Regions from separate parts of the Homo sapiens genome. Here region 1 is linked to region 2. The links are chromatin loops, found by intact Hi-C in ENCODE. Cell type or tissue: dorsolateral prefrontal cortex. All regions are shown on one strand. Links, peaks and the distances in the headings refer to the core of each region. The heading gives the core; the rest is flanking DNA. Region 1 overlaps LINC01619 (long intergenic non-protein coding RNA 1619). Region 2 overlaps LOC105369896 (a long non-coding RNA gene).

Region 1 (11,323 bases), core at 3,866-6,365, 450 kb after region 2:
CTTTGGCAAGAAACATTTTTATCCAATTCCGGTACTCTCCATACTGTGGTTATTAAAGATTTACCATAGCAACTTAATTTATTTTATATACTCACATAGAATAAGCTCAGCTATAGTTGATTAAGAAAAAAAGAGAAGAAAAATAAATTTTAAGTGTAAATTTCTTCAAAAGTAAAGCAGATATATAATATGTATTATCCACATTCTAGAGCTGAGAATATTTTTAGATACCTTGAAATTTGGCATCAGCTTAACTTGAATCATCTGGCTCGAGGCAGGAACAGGAGTGAGAGATGCTGAAAAACCTACTCCACCTACCAGTGATGTACACTTCTATGGTCGATGGCTAGTGCTAGCCAGTTGTGAGATTTTAAGGCATTTAATTTTAAGGGATTTCTTTTCCTAGGCCTAAGTTTTCTCATGTAAACAATGAAAAACATGGAATAACTTGCCTGGTAAATCTCTTGCAGCAGCAGAATTCTCTGTGCCTTTTAGTTCTCATTTTTATTATTTACCCCAAAATCTAGATAAGACTCAACATATGTTCCAAGGACAGAGACATCTGTCATGACTGTAATATGCACAGCAAAAGAGGCCCCAACTAACGTCCAAAAGTACACATGAATCACACCTGTATCAGAACATGAATCGTGATTGAGAGAAAAATGGTCTAGCTGAGAACCCAAAAGTCAGATATACAGACTTCAAGTTGTTAAAAACATTAAATATGTAAATATTCCTTTTTATTTATTTTTTTACAAAATACTGTTGTCTATATAGTGATCAGATTTCCTGAATTTACATAAACAATGACATTGCAACTATGAATATGTTTCCTTACAGGGTGTGAAAGAAGAGTCATCATTCCTTCAATCTAAAAGGATTACATCAATTCAGGTAAACCATATTTTATGATATGCATTTATTACATACAATGTGATAATACTAACTCTACCCTTAACTCTAATGTGGGAAATCCCTAAAATAAAATGTCATAAGTTAACTTATATTCTTAGGCTTTACATTTTAACTGCAGAGATGGAATTCATGGTGGAAGCAATAATTGTTGCCCATAAATGAGAACAATTTACCTGAATGAGTACGGAAACACCTCTTTTAAAATCATATACTTTATAGAAAACATAACTTTCTAATAAAGTGTTAATTTTTCTTTGTACTGATTAAAGTATTGAACAACAGTTTCATAATGCAGTTCCAGAAAATGGAGTGACTGCCAATTAAAAATGTGGGAAGAGAAAGTCTCCATCTCCCTGAAGGAACATACAGAGTCCTTTTAAGATAAGTACATTTAAAGAAAATCGTTATGCACAACACTAACTTCATTGTAGGTTTTTGGCTCTCTTTCATATGACTATGTCTTTGCAGATGCCTTTAGTACCAGTGGGGAGTCTATACTGGAAATGCATTCTTCGCCACTTGGCAGAGTATTCACAGTAAATGAATATCAGAGCTAGGATTTTGTTGTTAGTTTTTTATCTGTGGCTGGCTAAAAAGACAGACTTTTACCTACAGGTTGGATTATACTAAACAAAAAGAAGGATAAGCAGATTTTCTTTTAAGGCAAGACCAAAGGAAGGAAGGAAGACCAAATCAAATTTTCATTTTGAAACAATGAACAATAGCAGACAAGTTGGTTAGCAGGGACACTACGTTTAAATATTTGTGTGTGTTTGCATGTGGGGGGGTCTGTGTGTCTCAAAATAGGAGCAGAAGGGCAGACTGAACACGTGTTCTTTCCCACCCCAATTACTCTGATATGATCAAATAAATAAATACATTCGTAACGCACTAGAAAACAAGAAAGGGTGGTGTCAACATCAAAGATGTTGAGATATTTATAAAAGATATAGAGCAGATAGGATTGAATTCTTCATAAAAAAAAAGACCAGAAAAAAACACATAGGAGAGAGAGAGTGCAGAGATGAGAGTGCTTATGGGAACTTCAGGCAGCCTTAGGAGGTCAAGGAGCAATTGTCACAGTGATTAACTGGGGCAGTGCATTTAGAGGGACTAGGCTGATCAGCCAGCCCCCCTACCTCCTGACTAAGCTGAGCAAAAGAGAGCAGGAATTGCCCTCAGGCTAAACAGATGAGCATGGGCTCTGAGACCAAAGAGATGGGACAATTCATTGTCACAAGTAGCTAGTGATACCCTTGAGACCAGCTGAAACCTCCTCCTAGCAGAATGCCCTGTCCTGTCCCCACGATCACTGCAGATAAACTCCTGTAATCCGAATCAATTTCTACTAAAATGTGAACAAGTTATTCAAATATGTATGCCAACAAAACTAAGATTCCAAGATAAAGAAAAATGTGGGATATAAGAAAGCATGATAAGAAAAAAATATATATATAGTTAAGTTTAAATCTTTTTTCTTTAATTTCAGCTTTTATTTTAGATATGAGGACGGGAGCTACATGTGTAAGATGTGTACACATAAATGTGTACATTATATGTGTACACATAAATGTGTACATTATATGTGTACACATAAATGTGTACATTATATGTGTACACATAAATGCTGATGAACTCTATAGTCAAAAACTAATTATAGTTGGAGGCATATTTTAAGAATTTAAAAGTAAAACTTCTGGTTAAACTTAATGGATTAAGTCTACATATTTACTTTATTTTATTTTAGAGTGCTACTAAAAACTTAAAAGTAAATTAAACAGGCCAGGCGTGGTGGCTCATGCCTGTAATCCCAGCACTTTAGGAGGCCAAGTCGGGCGGATCAGGAGGTCAGGAGATCAAGACCATCCTGGCTAACACGGTGAAACCCCGTCTCTACTAAAAATACAAAAAATTAGCCGGGCATGGTGGTGGGTGCCTGTAGTCCCAGCTACCCGAGAGACTGAGGCAGGAGCATGGCGTGAACCCGGAAGGTGGAGCTTGCAGCGAGCTGGGATTGCGCCACTGCACTCCAGCCTGGGCTACAGAGCAAGATTCTGTCTCAAAAAAAAAAAAAAAAAAAAAAGGAAATTAAACACGTACACAGGTATGCACACACATACAAAGAGACATTTTAAACCAATAAAAGCTAAAAGAATGGGAAAGGAAATGACAGCAAATGAAGTGTGGTAAAAAGAAAAGAAAAGAAAAAAGAAATGAAAGAATAAAGAAAGCAGCTGTGTAAGTGGTAACTGATTTGCTAAATCTGAAAAGGCTAAATTTTATGCCTGAAGAGAGGCATGCCAACAGGAAGCAAGACAATTTGTGCAAAAGAAACCCAGAATGACTTAGGAATTGGAGGCTCTGAGTATCTCTGAAGGTGAGGGTAAAGGGTAGAACTGAAGAATGAACTCTTAGAAGGAAGTTTGACTACTGTAATCCCAGCACTTTGGGAGGCTGAAGTGGGTGGATCACTTGAACTCAGGAGTTCGAGACCAGCGTGGGCAACATGGCGAACCCCCGTCTCTACCAAAAATACAAAAATTAGCCAGGCGTGGTGGCATGCGCTTGAGGTCCCAGCTACTTGGGGGGCTGAGGTAGGAGGATCACTTGAGCCAGGGAGGCAGAAGTTGCAGTGAGCCAAGATCTCACCACTGACTGTACTCCAGCCTGGGCAACAGAGCCAGATCCTGTCTCAAAAAAAAAAAAAAAAAGAAGAAGAAGAAGGAAGTCTGACTAAATAAAAAACAATCAGACCCCCAAGTGTCCTCCCTTATTCCAATATCTAGGTGATTACCTCTAACTAAGCTGAGAAGACAGAAAAGTAATGATTCTGGAGAAATTAAATCTGAGAAGCTCTGAGCTCCAGGAACAGGAAGCACAGCTAATAGATTAAATGAAATCCTATGGAAAGAACTCCCGCTAGCCGGGCATGGTGGCTCAGGCCTGTAATCTCAACACTTTGGGAGGCTGAGACGGGAAGATGTCTTGAGCCCAGGAGTTAGAGATGAGTCTGGGCAACATAGTGAGACCCCATCTCTACTAAAAATTAAAATTAAAAAAAAAAAAACGGCCAAGTATGATGGTGTGTATCTGTAGTCTCAGCTACTTGGGAGGCTGAGGTGGCAGTATTGCTTGAGCCCAAAAGGTTGAGGCTGCAGTGAGCCATGTTCATACCACTGCATTCCAGCCTAGGCAACAGATCCATGGACACATAAAAAAAAAAATGGCCTCCCAGAACCCTCCAAATTTGACGGTGGGATTATTATTCCTATTTCACCCAAGACAGGAGACTAGAGAAGTCCTCTCTGAGGAAACCATCCTGTCTAAGAGACAGAACTACTGTTGAGTTTGAATTCAGTCTGTACACACAGTCTTCTTGAATGATTTGTTTATGACCAGTGCGTTCTGAGAGTCCTGGTACCTCTCTGAATGAATGATACCTATGCCATATCAGCCTTGGGGGCCCCCAATTAATGAGTTAGTTACTAGAAAACTCAGCAGTCAATAAGACTCAGCCTCATACACAGAGCATTTGATCAGCTATTTACAGTATCATTCTTATTGTGAAGAGTCAACCAAAGATTACCAGGTATTAAAGTACGCCACCAAGATGAAAAGCAAAGACATAAATAAATAAATAAATAAATAAATAATATAACTCGGAGGGAAAAGAGATAATTCAAAGGGCAGAATAAAACTCTTAAAAAGTTACACTTTCAGGGAATGCTTACATACTATTGGTGGGAATGTAAATGAGTACAACCTTCATGAAAAACATTATAGCAATTTCTCAAATAAGTAAAATTAGTACTTTCATTCAATCCAGCAATTTCACTATTTGGTATCTACCCAAAGGGAAAACATCATTATATAAAAAACATACCTACACTCATATGTTTATCATAGCACTATTCACAACAGCAAAAATATGGAATCAACCTAAGTGTCCACCAATGGAGACTGAATGAAGTTATATATATACACACATTTTATATAAATATAAAAAATACATTTTTATATAAGTATATAAAGTATGTATTTATATATGTTTTATATATATATATATATATATATGGCATGGAATACTACTCAGCCATAAAAAAGAATAAAATTATGTCTTTTGCAGCAACGTGGATGGAACTGAAGGCCATTATCCTCAGTGAATAACTCAGAAAGTTAAATACTGCATGTTCTCACTTATAAGTGGGAGCTAAACAATGGGTACATGTGAACATACAGAGGGAAATAATAGACATTGGAGACTTCAAAAAGTGGGAGGGTAGGAGGGGGTGAGGGTTGCAAAACTACATATTGGGTACAATGTTCACTCTTTGGGTGACGGGTACACTGAAAGCCCAGACTTCACCACTTCACATACAATATATGCATGTGAGAAACTTGTACTCCCTAAATATAAATAAATAAATAAATAAATATTATAACCTCAGAGAAATATAAAAAGATATTATATCCACAAAACAAATCAAACAAGAATAAGATGCTATTTTTTAAAGAGACCATGAGAAATATATGAAAGGATTCTTTCTGATTGACCAGAATTTTTTAAGTAGGTAGAATTAGAAACATAAAGTTGTAGAAATTGCCCAGAAATTAGATCGAAATAACAGAGATGGAAAATACAACAAATGGGGGGAAAAAACACAATTATAGGATTATACACAGGAGATCAGAGATCTGAATTATTGTTTCAGAAAAAATAAATTGAGAGGAAAAATATCAATAATACAAGAAAAGGTACCACATAAATGAAAGATTATACACATTAAAACCTTCAGCATGACAGCAAATATCTCAGAGTGACTTAATGCCATACACTGAAGCATGGAGTTTGCTAGTAAAGAATTACAAATACTTACTGACCAAAGATAGTCATGAGCTCAACTGCTTTATGGTAAAATAATTAGCAATTGAGTCTTCCTGCAATTGAGGATGTAATCAGTCATGAGACCACATCATGCCAATTTTCATGACCAGTTGAGTTCAGAAACTTTGTTTCTTTGTGGTTCATAGAAGTATTACTCCTAGATAAGAAGACTACTGTCTTTCGCTTTGAGACGGGAGTCTCTTTTAGAACTCCAAACATCAAATGTTCAAGTCTGAAAGCTCATAACTGTCCAAAAGGAGTTACCCACTAAGTGACTTGAATTACGCCTAGAATTCATTTCTCTATCTGTTCAATTTTCATCCCCCATGAGAATCTTCAATAATGCTAGAGAAATATCTTCAACAACAGCAGCGTGATGACTTGCAAACATTTACTGAGTAGTTCCCATGGAGGCATGAAAATACACTGGAAAGCAGGCTCATCAGATTACAGGGAGAGATGAGCAAAGCAATTTATTTATTTAAACTTTTTATATGAAAAATTTCAAATATATTTTGAAATTTCAAAATTCAAAAAAGAAAAAAGAATATAATAAACTCCATGTACTCTGCTTCAATAATTGTCAACTCACAGTCAAACTTGTTTTATTTACACCCCCATCTAATTCCATTCCCCCCCACACCACTGGATTATTTTGAAGCAAAACCAAGCCATCACATCATTTCATCTTATGTATATCTTCATATGTATATGTATATATGAAGATATACATGAATTTATACATGAAGATGAAATGAATATATATATAGGAATGAATATATATGAAGATGAATATATTTGATATATACATATATAATCAGAAATAAGAACTTTTCCTTAAATCTAAGCACAATTCATTATCATAATTAGAGGTGATTAACAATAATATATAATATTACTAACTATTCAATCACATGTGCATGTGTGTGTGTATGTTTTGGAAACACTATAGGTTAAAACATAGTTGATTGTTTTAATTCTTGTAGTTATTATTATTTTATTGAGGCTCACATCATCTCATCTTTGCCTAGAAAAAGGCTTCCCTAGCTGGCTCCAAAGTGTTTTAGACATAGCCCCAAAAGTCACTGCTAGCTCTCTTGCCCTTCAGTATGATAAATTATTCCAGGTTCATGTTACACAATTCCTGCCCCAGATCTGTGATCAGTTCTCGCCCAAAGATCCCAGGTTCCTTTTAGTGCTCACAGTCTGAGCACTAGATTTTGAACCTAGTAAATGAACCCAGAGATACTCATTTTACCTACCTTGTCATTATTGCTAAGTCTTTTCAGTCAATAGAGCCAGGGAATTTATATTTTTACATTAAAATACATCACAATTTCAATTAATAATTACAATATAATTTAAAGACTAGAAGGTTTCTTTTTGGCTCTGTTTTTGTTTTCTGAGACAAGTTCTGGCCATCACCTAGGCTAGAGTGCAGTGGCCCAATTACAGCTCACTGCAACCTTGAAATCCTGGGCTCAAGCGATCTTTCTGCCTTGGCCTTCTGAGTAGCTGGAACTACAGGCATGCACTACCATGCCCAGCCATTTAAAAAAAAAATCTCTTTTGTAGAAATGGGGTCTTGCTGTGTTGCCTAGGCTAGTCCCAAACTCCTGGGCTCAAGCAATCCTCCCACCTTGGCCTCCCAAAGTGTTGGGATTATAGGTGTGAGCCACCACAGCTGGCCAAGACTACAAGGTTTTTACTTAAACGTTTTTTCTCTTAAATCTAAATTACCTTTCTTCCATACCAAAAATCCTAGTTCCTGATACCAACATAATTTCACTTGCTTTATCCCATAATGCACACAACAGTCTCAAGAAGAACGAGAGAGAGAGACAGAGAGAGAGAAAGAGAGAGAGAGAAAAGAGAAAGAGAGGGAGGGAGGGAAGAAAGGAAGGAAAGAAGGAAAGCAGGAAGGCAGGCAGGCAGATGTAAACAGTAACAACACTATCATCAATAATAATTTTAAAAAACAATGTAAAATTGTTTCACAATTCTTTTTCTTAGGAGATATCTACATACTGTATCATTTGAAATCATTCCTCTCTGTGAGTATGCCACTAATTTGAGACTTAGGTTCATTCATGTCATTTCGCTTTCAAATTTCAGAGATTGCTTTGTTTCATGATTATTTTTTATAGTCGTGTTAAACATTTATATGCTTTTGAATTCAAAACAAAAACAAAATAGATTCAGACATATCTAGCTGTGAATCCTGTCCCCCACCACCTGGTTTCCACCCTCCTCCATAAATAATCGTTTCCTGCAATTGCTTTTAGCATAAGCAAATTTGTATTCAGATTCCTAGTTAAATAGTAGCATGGTGGACACATTTTTTTTCACCATGACTTTTTCTTACTTAGCAGTAAGCCCTAGGGGTTATTCCATAAACTTACTGATTTTTTTTTTTAAAAGTGTGTTACTTACTAGCCCAGGTGAAAAATTTTGTCTATAAAATGGGACCATTAGTAGGCAGCTGCTGGGAAAAAGAAGATTTAATCCAAGAGTATTATTTTTAAAAATATGCAGATTGGGGCTTTATAGTAAACCTTCATAAAATGACTCACCAAATTCACAGCATCGAGCTGGGAAAAATTAGAGTAGGTGGCTTTGCTTCTTACAGGCATACACAGTGTACAATTTTACCATGCAAAATGCTTTTGCTACTACAATTTTCCTTTGCTTTGCCTTTTTGAAAAGTAATGTTCCTTCCTATTTTAGTAGTACCATTTGCATTCCTATTATTCACACTGAACTGTGATTTCCATTTTTATCTTCCGTTTTTTACTTGTTTTCATTCCAGCATTTCTCCTCTTGGTCTTTGCCTTTCCTTTATCTTGCCCTTAAATGGAGGCCTCGTGTGCTATGGGAACAGTGCCATGAATTTTCTAACCATCATGCCAGGCCTCATCCCAATTTAATGATATAAGTTCCCTTGAACCATTGCCAACAAAGCTAGGACATCCCACACACATTTGCTATGGAAACACCTTCATGACTAATGGTCTCTCAAATTAAGGCATCTTAAAGTTAAAGCTAGAAATGGTATTCATTTTTTCAAAACATATTCTGCAGTCAAGGAAAAATATATAGCAGTTCTCTAAAAGTTATGAGTTGCTGTATTATTATAATACCCAGTTTCTCTGAGAGGTAGACTCCTACAAACCCAATCTCAAGGTGTGTGCAAAATGAACGCAAGAATTAGTTGATACTCCTCTGTGTCTTTAACTGAGTAGCCTCTGTTCTCCTCTGCTGTGTGTTTATGAGCTCAGGTCTTTGGATTGTGCCAAGTTCTTTACCTTAGAACAGAAGCAGAAACATTCAAGACCCTGCATGATTTGGATGCTGCCAAATCAGCAGATCACATCCCACCACTTTTCCCTCTCACACTGTCATAGCAAATTACACAGACTTCTTCAGGCCCACCAGGCCACTTTGTGCCTTTGTCCAAGCTATTGCCTCTGTCTAAGAAGACTGTGCTCATTTCCCAGGGGAATCTCTGTTTTATTCTTAAACACCTTGTTCAGGCATCACCTTCTCTAGCACACCTTCTTCTCCTCCCCAGTGAGAGCCGGCCCTTTTCTTTCTTCCATCTTTTCTTATGTATCCATGGATCTGTGACTATCTAGAGGGCAAAATAGATGTTCATTTGTTCCCCACTATGTGGCACCATGCCTGATTAGTACTGGTTCTGCTCAACCATAAATGATGGTTAATTAAATAACGGAATGAGTCAATGGGCATGTGATGTGCTCTCTTAGGTGTAAAAGGGAGACTACACTACCACCTACATACATGTTGCATTGAAATATCTGACTTAGATTTCCTCTGTTTCACATCTCTGTTTGGAAGGAATGGGGTTTTAACACACATCTCTGATTGCTGACCATGATGATTACCATAAAAATGGTGAGCATTATGGCCAGATGGAAATGAGATATGTTGATTAACTTGAATGAAGCAAAGTGGGCTTTGCCACTCTCTGTTCTTTTAACAACCCAGTCTTTAAAATCCATGCAGACGAACATCCCAGGAATCCTTTTCATCTTATATTGGGCTTTCCTATATGATGCCTCAATGCTCCTTACATTGGCTCAGCCTTGGCATATCCTTCTAATTGTCACCTTCCATTCCCTACCCACTGCTCCTAGTTGAAGACTGGCCTGCCCTGGAGTCATGTCTACACATCCTAATGAATGCGTGGCAAAAGTTGCTAATTTGATTGATTAATTTATCCAGCCCAATGAGGCAAGACAAGAGTAGTGACTCCCTGGTTAATTATAGTATGAATAACCTGTGTAAAATTATAGATGGACAGGCCTTATTCTTATGTGTTTCTTTTCAACCGGTCTGGGTTTGACAAAGGATCTCACTGTTCTTATTAAAGCAGTTTCATTATTCCAATGCTAAGGCAAGTTTTGGAACTGCCCAGTGAGAAGCAGAGTCACAGGACATACCTTATGCTCTCTAACAAATGCCATCCAAAAAACAGACACCACTGTTGTCCATCTCCTGGATGACAAAGCAGACACTTTGCAACACAGCAGAGGAGGCAGAAGGGAAACAGCTTCCTTTGCTGGTGACCAGCAGAAGCCACCCCTATTCCACTTATGCCTTTATAATCTCCAAATGCAATGGAATAATTTTGCATCAGGTTCCTGACCACAGAAATGAAACTTTTTTTCTTATTACATTTGTGTGTTTGTGATAGATGTGATTACTAAACACAGGTTTATTCGGAAGTTAACATATCTGTTGCACAAAAAGCCACTTCTCCAGCTCTTACTGAAGGGGTCATTGAGAAGTCAGAAATTCCAGTTCCTAAAAAGCTGGATGACTTTACTAATGCTGTCTTTTCTCAGTATCAGGCTTTATTACACCTTTTCCCAGAAGCCACTCTTCGTTTCCTAACTCTATCACAGCAGGGTTCAACAGAGTAGCTTTCTCCTATGCTAAACAAATGATTTTTTGAGATTTCTTTTCCACTCACTAAGCTTCCAGTACTATCTAAGTTTGCCAAATATCTCAAAGGAATTAAAGATCTAATTTAAGAGAAGATGGCAAGTGCCTTCTCAAAGAAACCGGGAGTACCCATCCTTAATGGTAAGAGTGACAAAGGAGGAAGCAGCAGTGGCCCATTTCCTCAGCCTCACTGAGCAGCATCTATGAAAAATGAGCTCAGCTGTTAACAGCCCGGGAGGGACTGCTATCTACCACATCACAGTCAGTTGAGAAGAACAGGATGTTCTGAGTACAGCATGAACCTCAAAGCTAGAGTCAAAAACCATATTTCCCAGGCAAGTGTTTACCTTTGTCTTCAATCTTCAAGAGAGAACGTTTCTGTTCTATGAAGAGTTAAGAAAACCCTGCCTGAGAAAGGAGCAGTGCAGAACTGATACACCTCTTTATTTTCACCTTATTAATGAAAAGAAAGCTCACTCTGGGTTGATAACAACATACCAATATAGGAAGAGTGCCAAAGTAACCCTGGCACTCTTCCTATATTCTTTTTTT
Region 2 (11,323 bases), core at 4,938-7,437:
TTCATTTTTATTTATCTTACACAATTTTACCTCATTCCAAATGGCACATATTTTGACACTGATAACGTAAATTCTATTGACTTGAGAGTTTCAGGAGGGGAAATGAGAACATGAGGTATTTTGCCAAATGATTTCTCTTTTTATTTCACAGTAAGCTGTTGGCCCAACTACCTCTGCCCCTCTTCTATTTTAGAGGTGTTGAGATTAAAGAGTGGGAGCTTATTTCCCCCTGAACTCTGAAATAAGTATGAATTTCAGTTCACAAATATAATTGTTGAAGTTATAAAATTTGGTTTATTTTCTGTAATTCAACTTAATTTCTTACACAGAGCCCTTACACCACCACTGATGGGAACCTTGATCACATAAGCTTTGAGGACTTCTTTCCTGTGGTTCAACTCCAGCTTCCCTTCCAGAATCTTACACAAGGCATGGTGGTTGGGGAATTCAAGTGGAGGAAGGGGAAGCAATCTGCTCTCTAGTCACTTGGATATGATGAACTTCTCTGGAACATCCATTATCTCCATCTGCCTGAAACCAGATTCAGATTCAGAGAATCTCCAGATTCAGAGATTCTCTGCTATTCTGAGCCACTATTCAGGCATAAAAATCCTTTCCCATACTGCATACAGGGGCCATTTTTTCCCTGGACCTTGTTGTTTTGTAATGTACAGTTTTTCCTCTGCATTTGGGACACAGACCGCTCTATTTCATTTCTCATTTCTCCCCCACCCCAACCCAGAGTTCTCTTTATAAGGATATTTGGTGTATGTGTGTTGGGGGGTGTTGTTTTGTGTACTAGTTTATTGCAAAAAAACCCATCTATGCTTTCAAATTCCTTCTTCCAAGTGTTGAGATATTTTTTTTTTAAACCAAAACTCAGAAAGACTCATGGTGAGTTAGGGGATAAGAAAAAGAGAGTACCTCAAAATGTTTACTCACCATGTTTTTGTCTATCATAGCCTTCCGTTTTGCTGGACTATAATAAAATTGGTAAAGAACTTTGGCATCCATAAATGTCCTTTTGTTGGGAGAAGGACTCCTATCATACACCTACTGGCTAAAGCTCAGTTTGATTTAACCAATGCTTACTGAACTTTTCCTGTTTGTAATATACTTTGCATAACACAAAGTTGAAGAAAAATAAGATGCTTGTCCTAGAGGAATTTGCAGTCTAGTGAAGAAGAAAGACGAGAACATAAATAACAGTAACGCAAAACCTGAAATGATTAATTGGCTCACAAGAGTCATAAACAAAGAGTTCTGACTGTACTGAGAAGGCAATTAATTTAAATCAGGTAATTGAAGAATACTTCAGACCAGCATTGAGTCATAGTCTACCAGAAAGAGAATATTAACAACTCTCTGGACATTTCTTCTGCTCTATGGGTAATTTGGAGCTGGGGTACAGAGGATTATTCTGGTTCTTCGACCCCTGCATAACAGCATTTGTGTGCTTTGGAGAGTCCAGAGCTTAAAGGTAGTTTTATGCTCAAGGATTCTTCTCATACATCTTCACTCACTGTTAGAGGTCCCTCTCGCTCCCACCTCACCCCATCCATCAGTCATTATCTGCTATTCTAAAGCTTATGCATTTCAGAATCTAGGTCAGTCCTTCTCTTGCCATCTTGTCTTTTGGTGGTGGTGGTAGTATGTGTTTGTTTCTCTCTGTATTTTTTGTGTGTGTGTTTCCATTAGCTCTTTTTTTCCCCACCTGAAAAATTGATTTCAAATTTTGAAGAAGTTGGTGCTTGGCATTTTCTGCTAACAACACTTTGGTCAGAAGCCTTTGGAAAATGAAATGTTCACATGACAGAAAAGGAACATGAGATTTCCTTTAAAAATATGAAAACCTTAAATGTATATTACAAAGTGAAAGAAGCCAATCTGAAAAGTCTACATACTGTATGATCCCAGCTCTGTGACATTCTGGAAAGACAAAACTATGGAGACAATAAAAAAAAAAAAAAAGAAAAAAAAATCAGTGCTTGCAGAGGTTAGGGTGGGAGGATGCAATGAATACACAGAGTATAGACAATGTTTAGGGCTGTGAGACTATTCTATATAACACTACAAAGATAGAAACGTCATTATACATTTGTCCAAACCCATAAAATATGCACCAAGCTTGAACCCTAATGTAAACTATGGACTTTGGGTGATCATGATGTATTAATGCAGGCTTACTAATTGTAGCAAATGTAATAATACTCTGGTGGGGGATGCTGATGGTTCGGGAGGCTGTAGCGGAAAGGGGTACAAGGGAACTCTGTACTTTCTACTTAATTTTGCTATGAAACTAAAACTTCTCTAAAAAATAAAGTCTGTTCAAGAAGCTAAAAAATTAGTATGCACTGTTCTCTCTGCCCCACTTCTCACAAATTAGTGATTGCTCTCACACTCACCTAGTCACAGTACTATCTTCTGATTGTGTATGAGTCTCTGTTGTCTGTCAACCTGGGTAAGTGAAATTGTCTTTCACTTGGCAGAACATAAGTGGTAAGGAAAATCTTTGACTATCTTGGTCCACATGAAAAAAAAAAAAGATTCACTTGATTTTGCTTCCTACAATAAGTATTGTGCCTTGATGTATACTTCAAAGAGACATGGCACAGATAGAGAAAGGGCAAAAAGAAAGAAAAAAAAATCAATATGGGAAAATATCATTTCTGATTGCTGTGAACCATTTCAATGTTCCCTATTTGTTTTATCAATCAAAGAAAGACTCTGATGGTATACAGGCTTATTCAGCACCATAGAAAATGTGTGTTTATGATGTCCAGAGAAGACAGTGTGTCCTGGCCAGTCACCATGGTAACCTCTAAAAGCAAAGATTATGTCTGATTAGGTTGCCCTTCTCAGGAGGAACTGACCAGAAAAAATCTTTTGAAAAGTTTAAAATGAAAGGTAGGAAGATACTGGTACTAATTTTGCACAGCTGTTCTCCTCCCTGACTCCCTTAATAAGAGTGACTCACGCTATTTTCTAGAACCTTTTTTCAATCCCATAGAGAGCTTCCAAAGACATCCTCCCCTTGTTGAAAATGTACCTCAGCTCAGTCCTTTGTGGTTATTGTCACCACAGCCCATAATCAGAATTCCTGATACCTTTGTGATTGCCTGTAAAGAGATTAATGAATGTTCCGAAAGAAACAATTAAGGAAATAAAAGAAGTGAAACATAATCTGCTCTGAAAAAGTTGTGAAAGGAAGCAAAAGCTCAATCATGCCTCTCCTTCAGTGATTTGGAAGGCGAGCAAACGCCAGCAAGGTGGAAATATTGAAGAAGCCGGAAGACTACTTAATGTCATAGTTAATTTGTGGAAGTTATTAGTGCTCTTTGTATTAAAAATAATCCTTTTTGAGCAAGATTTGTGTTTTTCTCAAGCTTCTACAGCTAATACTAGTGCCTTTAAAGCAGAGGGTATATCAGCTATTCTGCTTTCGATTTCATTTTTTACACAATGTAATAAGTGAAATTATTGGGGAGTTACTAACATAAAGAGAAGTATCAAGTAGAGGAAATGATAGGTGTACTCCTACTTAACTGAGATGGTATATTCTTACTGGACTGATAGAATATTCTAGACTGGCAATATAATTTATGTAAAGTCTGCAAAATATTTGCAAACTTTTTGGTGTTTAATAGACCTAAAAAATGGGTGGCATTAAATGTCACTGTAATCATTTACATGGTAAATGTGATTATTTATTCAATTTATTGCATTAAAAAATCTGCATTTGAGCAAAAGATAAAAGCTAAGAGTCATTCTTTTCTCTCTTTTTATTGAAAGTAAATAGCTTTTTAAATTATACATGATTATTATAATAAATCTGTGGGAAATGTGGTAATATATATACAATTAAAACTGCACAACCCCTTTGCCTACAGGTTGATTTCCACGTGTACATGAAAATGTGTTAGATGATTCTCATTGAAGCAAAAGATACAAAGCTATATAAATGCCCTCTGTGGGCACCAGGTTTAAAAATTATGATGTATCCATATGATGTAACACAATGTTGTTTTCAAAAAGAGTGAGAACCTGCTATATAGGTCAATAAGGAATATTATCCAAATATCTTAAATGATGATGCAGCAAATACATAATGTCTATGATGTGTCAGATATATTCTAAATGCTTTTTGTGTATCAAATAATTTGATCCTCACGACAACTCCATTAAGTAAATACCCTTATAAGTCCCATATTATAGAAGAGTAAAGAGAAGCACAGAAAAGTTAGGTAACCTGCCCAAGGTAACACAGCTAGCAAAGGGTAATGACAGGTTTTGATCCCACAGTCTGACTTCAGAGTCTGCTGAGTAATACTGTAAAGCAACTGTCAGAACAGTGCGTGTAATATATTGCTAGTGTATGATTAAAAGAATATACATATACATACACACATACATATAAATACATACATATATATACAGTTGATCCTCATTATTCATGGGTTCTTCTACTTGCTAAGATATATTTGTATTAATAACTCCAAAATCAATACTTGCAGAACTTTCTAGGTTAAAGAAGGCAATGCTCTGCCCTCTTATTTCAGCTTCCATACTATAAACAAGTGTCCTTTTCATGGTCTATTTAGTGCCAAATGTTTCTCATTTTTGTGCTTTTTTGCTGGTGATTTTACTGTTTAAAATTTCCCCCAAGCATAGTGTTGAAGTGCTGTCTACTGTTCCTAAGCACAAGAAGACTGTAATGTGCCTTATGGTGAAAATATATGTGATAAACTTTGTTTGGGTATGAGCTATAGTGGCTGTGAGTTTAATGTTAATGAATCATAAATAAGATGCCTTCATACACAAAAACACACAAAACAAAGTTACGTATAGATCAGATGATGACACTGTTGTGACCAAAGGCTTTCAGAAACCTAACTCTGTATTTCCCATAGGAGCAATGGTACAGTAGTGACTAATTCAGTGTTCACAAAGACTATAGAACACACCTACTGAAAACAAACATTTTATATTTTTATATATATATATATATGTATGTATATATTGCCTAGCAAAATCTTACAAAAATGATGAACTATAAACTGTGGGTGTCTTTGAGAGGGAAATTAAGGTACTGGAGTTCAGAAATGGAAGATTTACCTTTCACCTTAAGAAATTTTATCATGTATATTCTTCATGAAAATATTTTTATGTAAACCGTACAGAGAAAGAAAAAGTTTTCCAAACTTCTGCCTAATCCCAACTTCCTGCAAATAGTTTCATAAATAATTTTTAGGCTTTTAAAATACAAATAGAAATATATTATTATATTCTATAGCATCTTTCTTTTTGAAACTTTATATGCTGAACTTCTAAATCAAAACATAAATGACTACCTATTTCTCCCTTTCTATGTCCCACCAAAAAGAAATAAAGCCCCACAGTCTCACACTAAGAAACAGAATCATGGATTTCTTTTTCCAGACTGTCCACCTACGACTGGCATTTCTGCAAGAGTCCTGTAACAACATTTTGAAGATAAAATCATGCCATGACTCTGAAATTGGAAGTACAGAACATATAAGAAAATAAATCAAGAAATGAGGGGAATCTCCCGAAAGGTTTTGCTAATTTTTATATTTTCACTTCTTAGCTCCAACCAGAGAATTTTTATTACAATAGAAGAGAAAATAATTTACTCCAAGTCAGTCACATATTAAGCATTTTCTAGATTTTACTTGGTCTTCATACTACTAAAAGGTGATATAATTATTCCTATTTACTGATAGAGAAAATAGGCTCTGAATGATTAGGCAGCTTTCGCAAATCAAATCATTCATGTCTCTTGAAAGCAAGATAAGGAGCCCTTTCCTATGCTCATCTTCAGGTGAATGTCCATAAATATTTTTGTACCAATTCTAATATTTGACTGTCATATCTGCAGGTTACTGGACCACTTTTTATTGTGATACTTAATTTATACAACATTAAATGGCCTCCAGTGTCCTCAAAGACTGCCTAGCAGATGTAATGTGGATATCCCAGAACACAATAATTAGACTTTTAGAGTCACAAACACACACCGCTCATTATATTAGAAACTGAAACTCTAACCATTTCAGTACTGCTCTTCACGAGGGTTAAGATATTGATTTTGTTGTTTAAAAAAACAAAAACAAAACAAAGCAAAACAAAACAAAAATGACCTCCTTAAGATACTGACACCTAGGTTTAAAGGAAAAAAGTGCTGCAAACTTAGAGCTACTTAAGATAATGGCTTCTAGAACTGAGTTAAGTTGAATACAAATGAAGTCAAGGAACAGTTCTCAGGATCGTGCTGTATTTAAATTAGACCTACTGGCATATTTAATGTTTGAATTGTAATACGCACTGATATCCTCTAGAGGGAGAATGAAACAAGAATAGGCAAATTATTTATTTTAAAAAGTGGGTGAATTTGAATAATCCTGAAAATTGTCCCGTAACAGAAAGAAGTCATTTAACCAAATCTGTCATAAACAAACCACAGACTGGTTAATTTTATTGTGGTATATTTTCTAAGTAGCTGAATTAGCTTCTATAATAAAGACCCTATTTTTAGTTTTCTATTAATTTTGAATTAGAAAAAAAAGCTACATGCACACACCCACAAAATTTCACCCACTTTACTACTTATAAATTGCAAAAACGTCTATATTATAGCGTAGATAATGACCTGCTTAAAACACTTTCTAAAAACTGTGCATTTCATTCTTAGTATTCATAAAATAAACACAATGCCCATCTACCCAAATATAATGTGACACAGCCTAAGAAAAGGAGGCATTCTGCAAAGCAAATTACCAAAGGCTACATAAAATACTTCATAAGGTTAAATATCAGAATAATTATTCCTCTTCCCGTCACAATTTTCTTAGGATGGTCAATGTTCTGCTAAAATCATCCAATCTTTTAACGTTTGGAGACCCAGAGAAAAAGCACCAAAATAAGTGTTTATGTGCATTGTACAAGAACTGAAATCCAGGTAGCTTCACTGTTATTACAGAATCTGAAGAAATAAACATCCCACAGAGATGAGATCACTATCTCCAGAAATAAAGGTTTCCAAAAGAAAAACAATTGTGAAAGGAAATTATCCTCTTTACTAACAATATGGTGATCAGCCATTCCCGCTTTCTCCTGATGATGAGGTGATGTCACCGGTCAGAAGCACTGGCCTATTTTCTGTACTGCCTATGGTGGGTTGGATTGGATGAAAATAAACATCTTACATAACAGGCCGGCTGTGCTCTCTGTCTTTTTTTTTTTTTTTTTCCAAAGAGATTTTCCCAGCATGAATTCAGTGTGTACAATTAACATTGGCCAAATTTCAGCTGAAAAATCTGTTAGGTTTATAAGCAGATTCACAAATACAGCTTATGTATGCTGCCTCCCATTCCTCTACTAGCCTAGCTCCTTTTTACGCACACACACACACACACACACACACACACACACAGGCACACACACAACACCACCACCATCACCACTGACATCACCTCACCCCCACCACCTCCACCCCTCCTGTAATCAAAACAGCTTTCTACCAACAGAAAAGGGACAACAGGCAAGTTAAAATTGAAATTGGTCTTTGAACAGCAGAAACAAAATAGAAGATTGCAGATTAGAGCCATTGTCTTGTCCCAGTAATATAAACCAGACCCCCCTCAGTGCTTATTTTCTCAGAATTGAAGAAGATAAATCAAAGATTATGAGCCTAACCAAAAAGAGGCATCCTTATGCTAGTGGCTTTTACAGTCATAAAAAGAGCAAAGCCAGAAGTGAGTATTTTCAATTGTCATTTGTAATAATTAGTAAAAATACTGCAGTTTTCTGTCATAAATCCTGTTGTACGTGGAGGGATTTATTAATCTTTAAGCTTTGGTATTTATTGTAGACGCTACTTATACAGAGGAAACATAAAACTAAAGGACTCAGCTTGATTTTCCTAATTCCTGAAGGTAGAATAAAATCAGAGATGCCAAAGATCTGAAAGAAACATGTGCTTGAACAGCCTGGATAGAAGCTCATTTAAAATCAGCAATATAATTCACAGTGGGGTTTGGATGGAATACTTTAACTGACCTAGTGGTCTTAGTTTCAGAGAAAATCCGTCATACAGTCTAAACTTAGTAAATATCTGAATATCTATCATATGCCTAACAAATGGCAAATATTGATTAACTTAAATATTATAGAGTTGAACTTAGATGATGAGATAATTCTTTGCATTGTTAAGCAATAAAAAACATTACTAATTTGTAGGCCAAGACAGAAAAATGATTCAGAGTGAATGCAAAGGAGATGATGAATTAAGATGATCTGATCCTTCCTGTCATAAAAAATAATCACCATTTTTCTAACCCAAATAAGAGCCACACTGAAAAGGGCTGAAATGCAGCTCTCTTTTACTTGGTGCATATACTTAATGTCAAGTCAAGAAAGCCAGTCCTGTACCTGTATATGCCTTACTGTGTATCCATTTACAGTTGCTGATCTATGTTTACAGGCTACTCTATCTCTTAGAATGTGCTTCAGTATGTTATATATGTACTTAATATATACCAGTAATACCCATTTGTTTGAAGATAGAATATGCATGTGAAGAATTAGCTGTAATATTTTGGAAATATAATTAAATTTGCATTCTAAATACTTGCATTTAAATCTCAGCTTTGATTGTTACTGACAGTAAAACCTTAGACAATTAATTGTGCTTCTCTAATCTTCAGCTCCCTCATCTGTAATGTGAAGACAATTATGTTTTTAAGAGATGTTGGGAGGAAAGAAAGAAAACACGTACAATGGATCCAACACAGTGCACAGCAAATAGTTGAATATCCATGTATGTGTGTATATGTATGTGTATATATACATAACTTTGAATGATCAAAGCAATATATATTCATTGAGTAATTTTGCAAGGAAGCAATATTGAATTATTTAACATTTAACAATAAAGGAAAAATATAGCTTTTTAATTTCTTAGAACAATTACTTATTTACTTGACTTAAAGGATGATAATGACCCATAATTTTTGTATATGTATAGTTATTTGCATTGAATGGGTAGTATTCAAATTAATTTTCAATTGTTGAATCAAACAAATATGTTTGAATGCTTATTTTATGTTTAATAACAGAAGAGGGGAAAGAATTATTTCAGCAGTTTATTGTCTTCCAGGAGATTTCAAAGTTTTGGGAGAGATGATACATTAAAGAAACACTTATAAGACACTTAGTAATTATCTTATTATATCAGATGTAAGTGTTCTAGGAGGCAAAAAGAAATGTTGGTAAATTAAGAACAGTTACTGCTTTTATGTGCATTTATAAAATGGCAAAAATCTGTTTATTTTATGAAAGAAAATTCTTTATGAATATCTAATATGAAATTATGATCTCTTGAAATATCTTCTATACATTTAGGAGAATAATGTTTCTTGAAGTAAGTATTTTTTGACAGTGCTAAAAAACTCAAATCTCAGTAGGTTTACAGTTGAAAATAATTTAAAAGAAACAGCAAAAAAGATGAACATCTTCAGAGAAATATACTTGTAACAAGTTAATATCTTTAAAAACTACATATACAAAATAGTAATGTATAGAACATATTTTCAAGTTATAGTTCTGTGAGAAAATTAAAAATGTGGAATCACGGTCCTTTTTTTACAAGCTTTGAATTACCATTTTTAAAACTGGTGGTGAAAGCTGATTGATTTTACTAGAGTTTTAGTTTGCTATTTTTGAGAAAATTCTGACTGAAGGAAATATAGGTTTTATATACTCTGGACAAGAAGGAAGAAACCCAGCTTTTTCTTTGTGTAGAATCTCAAGTCCAGATGCTGTTTTTTTTCTTCATGAAAATTCATAGTGTATCTATTATAGCTTCCTAATTAAAGTCACACATGTATGAATAATGTTTTGAAAATCAGTCACTATCCACTTTACATATGTTAACATATATTATGTTTTAGAGTCATTTTTTGCCAAAGAGCTCAGGGTGCTACATAACTTACATGAAGTAGCAGTACTACTAATGTTTTGCTCATTGATTAGCTTCAGGAATTTTATAATGATGAAAAGTGAAAAAGCTAGAGTTTAATATTTTCTAAAACCCAATTAAATTCTGTGACTATAAAAGTGTTGTTTCATTTTCTTATGCTTCCAAAAAGCTGTACCTTTTAATTAATTCAACAAATATAATTTTTAAATATCTAGTTAATGCCAGTCACTCTTGAAAACATCTGGACTATATCTGTGAAGAAAGCTGACAAAAACGGCCGAGCGCAGTGGCTCACTCCTATAATACAGGCACTTTGGGAGGCCGAGGCAGACAGATCACCTGAGGTCAAGAGTTCAAGACCCGTCTGGCCAACATGGCGAAACCCCGTCTCTACTAAAAATACAAAAATTAACTGGGGGTGGTGGTGAGTGCCTGTAATCCCAGTTACTCAGGAGGCTGAGGCTGAGGCAGGAGAATCGCTTGAACTCGGGAGGTGGAGGTTGCAGTGAGCCGAGACTGGCCACTGCACTCCAGCCTGGGTGACAGAGCTAGACTCTGTCTCAAAAAAAAAAAAAAAAGAAAAAAGAAAAAAGAAAAGAAAGAAAGCTGACAAAAATATTTCTACTCTAGCTTCCATCCTGGATCAATGGTAAGTTAGAAATACAACAAATAAGTTAATTGTATAACATATTCGAAATTGTATAACATATTCGAAATTGTATAACATATGTAACAAAACTGCACATTCTACACATGTATCCCAGAACTTAAAGTATAATAAAAAAAAAAAGAAAAGAAAAGAAAAGAAAGAATTGTGGTGAAGAGCCGTAGAATAGGGTGAATGGTTGGAGAAGGAAGTGTTATTTTAAATGAAATCTTCAGGGTTCGCCTGATTGAGAAATTAACATTTGAACAAAGATGTAAAGGAAGTGAGAGAGGTGAGATTTGAATGTTTTACTGCTATTAAACAGCGCGGTATCAATTATCAGGAGTCTGGCTCAGTCACTAACTGAAATTGGTGATTCTGGCCAAGTATTTTACTTCTTTACCTGTAAAACAAACACAATAAAAATATCTACTCAAGATTGAGGAGAGGGAATATAAGACCATTTATTGCACAAATACATTGCTCATTGCCAATGGGGGCTAGGCACGCAAAATGAACAGTACACAATCTCGTCCCTTCAGGAACTCATGTTCATTTCAATAATGATTACACGCCAGCAATGAACAATGACAGTGTATTGCAAGGCTTTTTGGAGACTGTCATGTATTTTGCAATTGAATGGATATTGGAATGCAAAATTGCCTTTCTGATTTGTC

What was found. Peaks named below come from ENCODE experiments on the same cell type or tissue, not always from the same donor. Only the 100,000 strongest peaks of a DNase experiment are listed, where the experiment ranks them.
Region 1: it touches region 2 in a loop (3-fold over the local background); 2 of 110 quality-filtered maps call a loop at or near these places.

The regions. Positions count from the first base shown.
Region 1 is chr12:92,019,794-92,031,116 of GRCh38, forward strand. All of the region lies in intron 1 of LINC01619 (long intergenic non-protein coding RNA 1619), which reads right to left. Among named protein-coding and RNA genes, the nearest start is that of LINC01619, 120 kb to the right of the region's middle. RefSeq lists an enhancer at 1,771-2,304. In dorsolateral prefrontal cortex, for the core only: no CTCF peak of the experiment used is centred there; no DNase peak of the experiment used is centred there.
Region 2 is chr12:91,571,738-91,583,060 of GRCh38, forward strand. All of the region lies in intron 1 of LOC105369896 (a long non-coding RNA gene), which reads right to left. Among named protein-coding and RNA genes, the nearest start is that of LINC02823, 250 kb to the left of the region's middle. In dorsolateral prefrontal cortex, for the core only: CTCF peaks have their summits at 6,375 and 6,576; a DNase peak (open chromatin) is centred at 7,144; H3K4me3 peaks cover 1,387 bases; H3K27ac peaks cover 989 bases.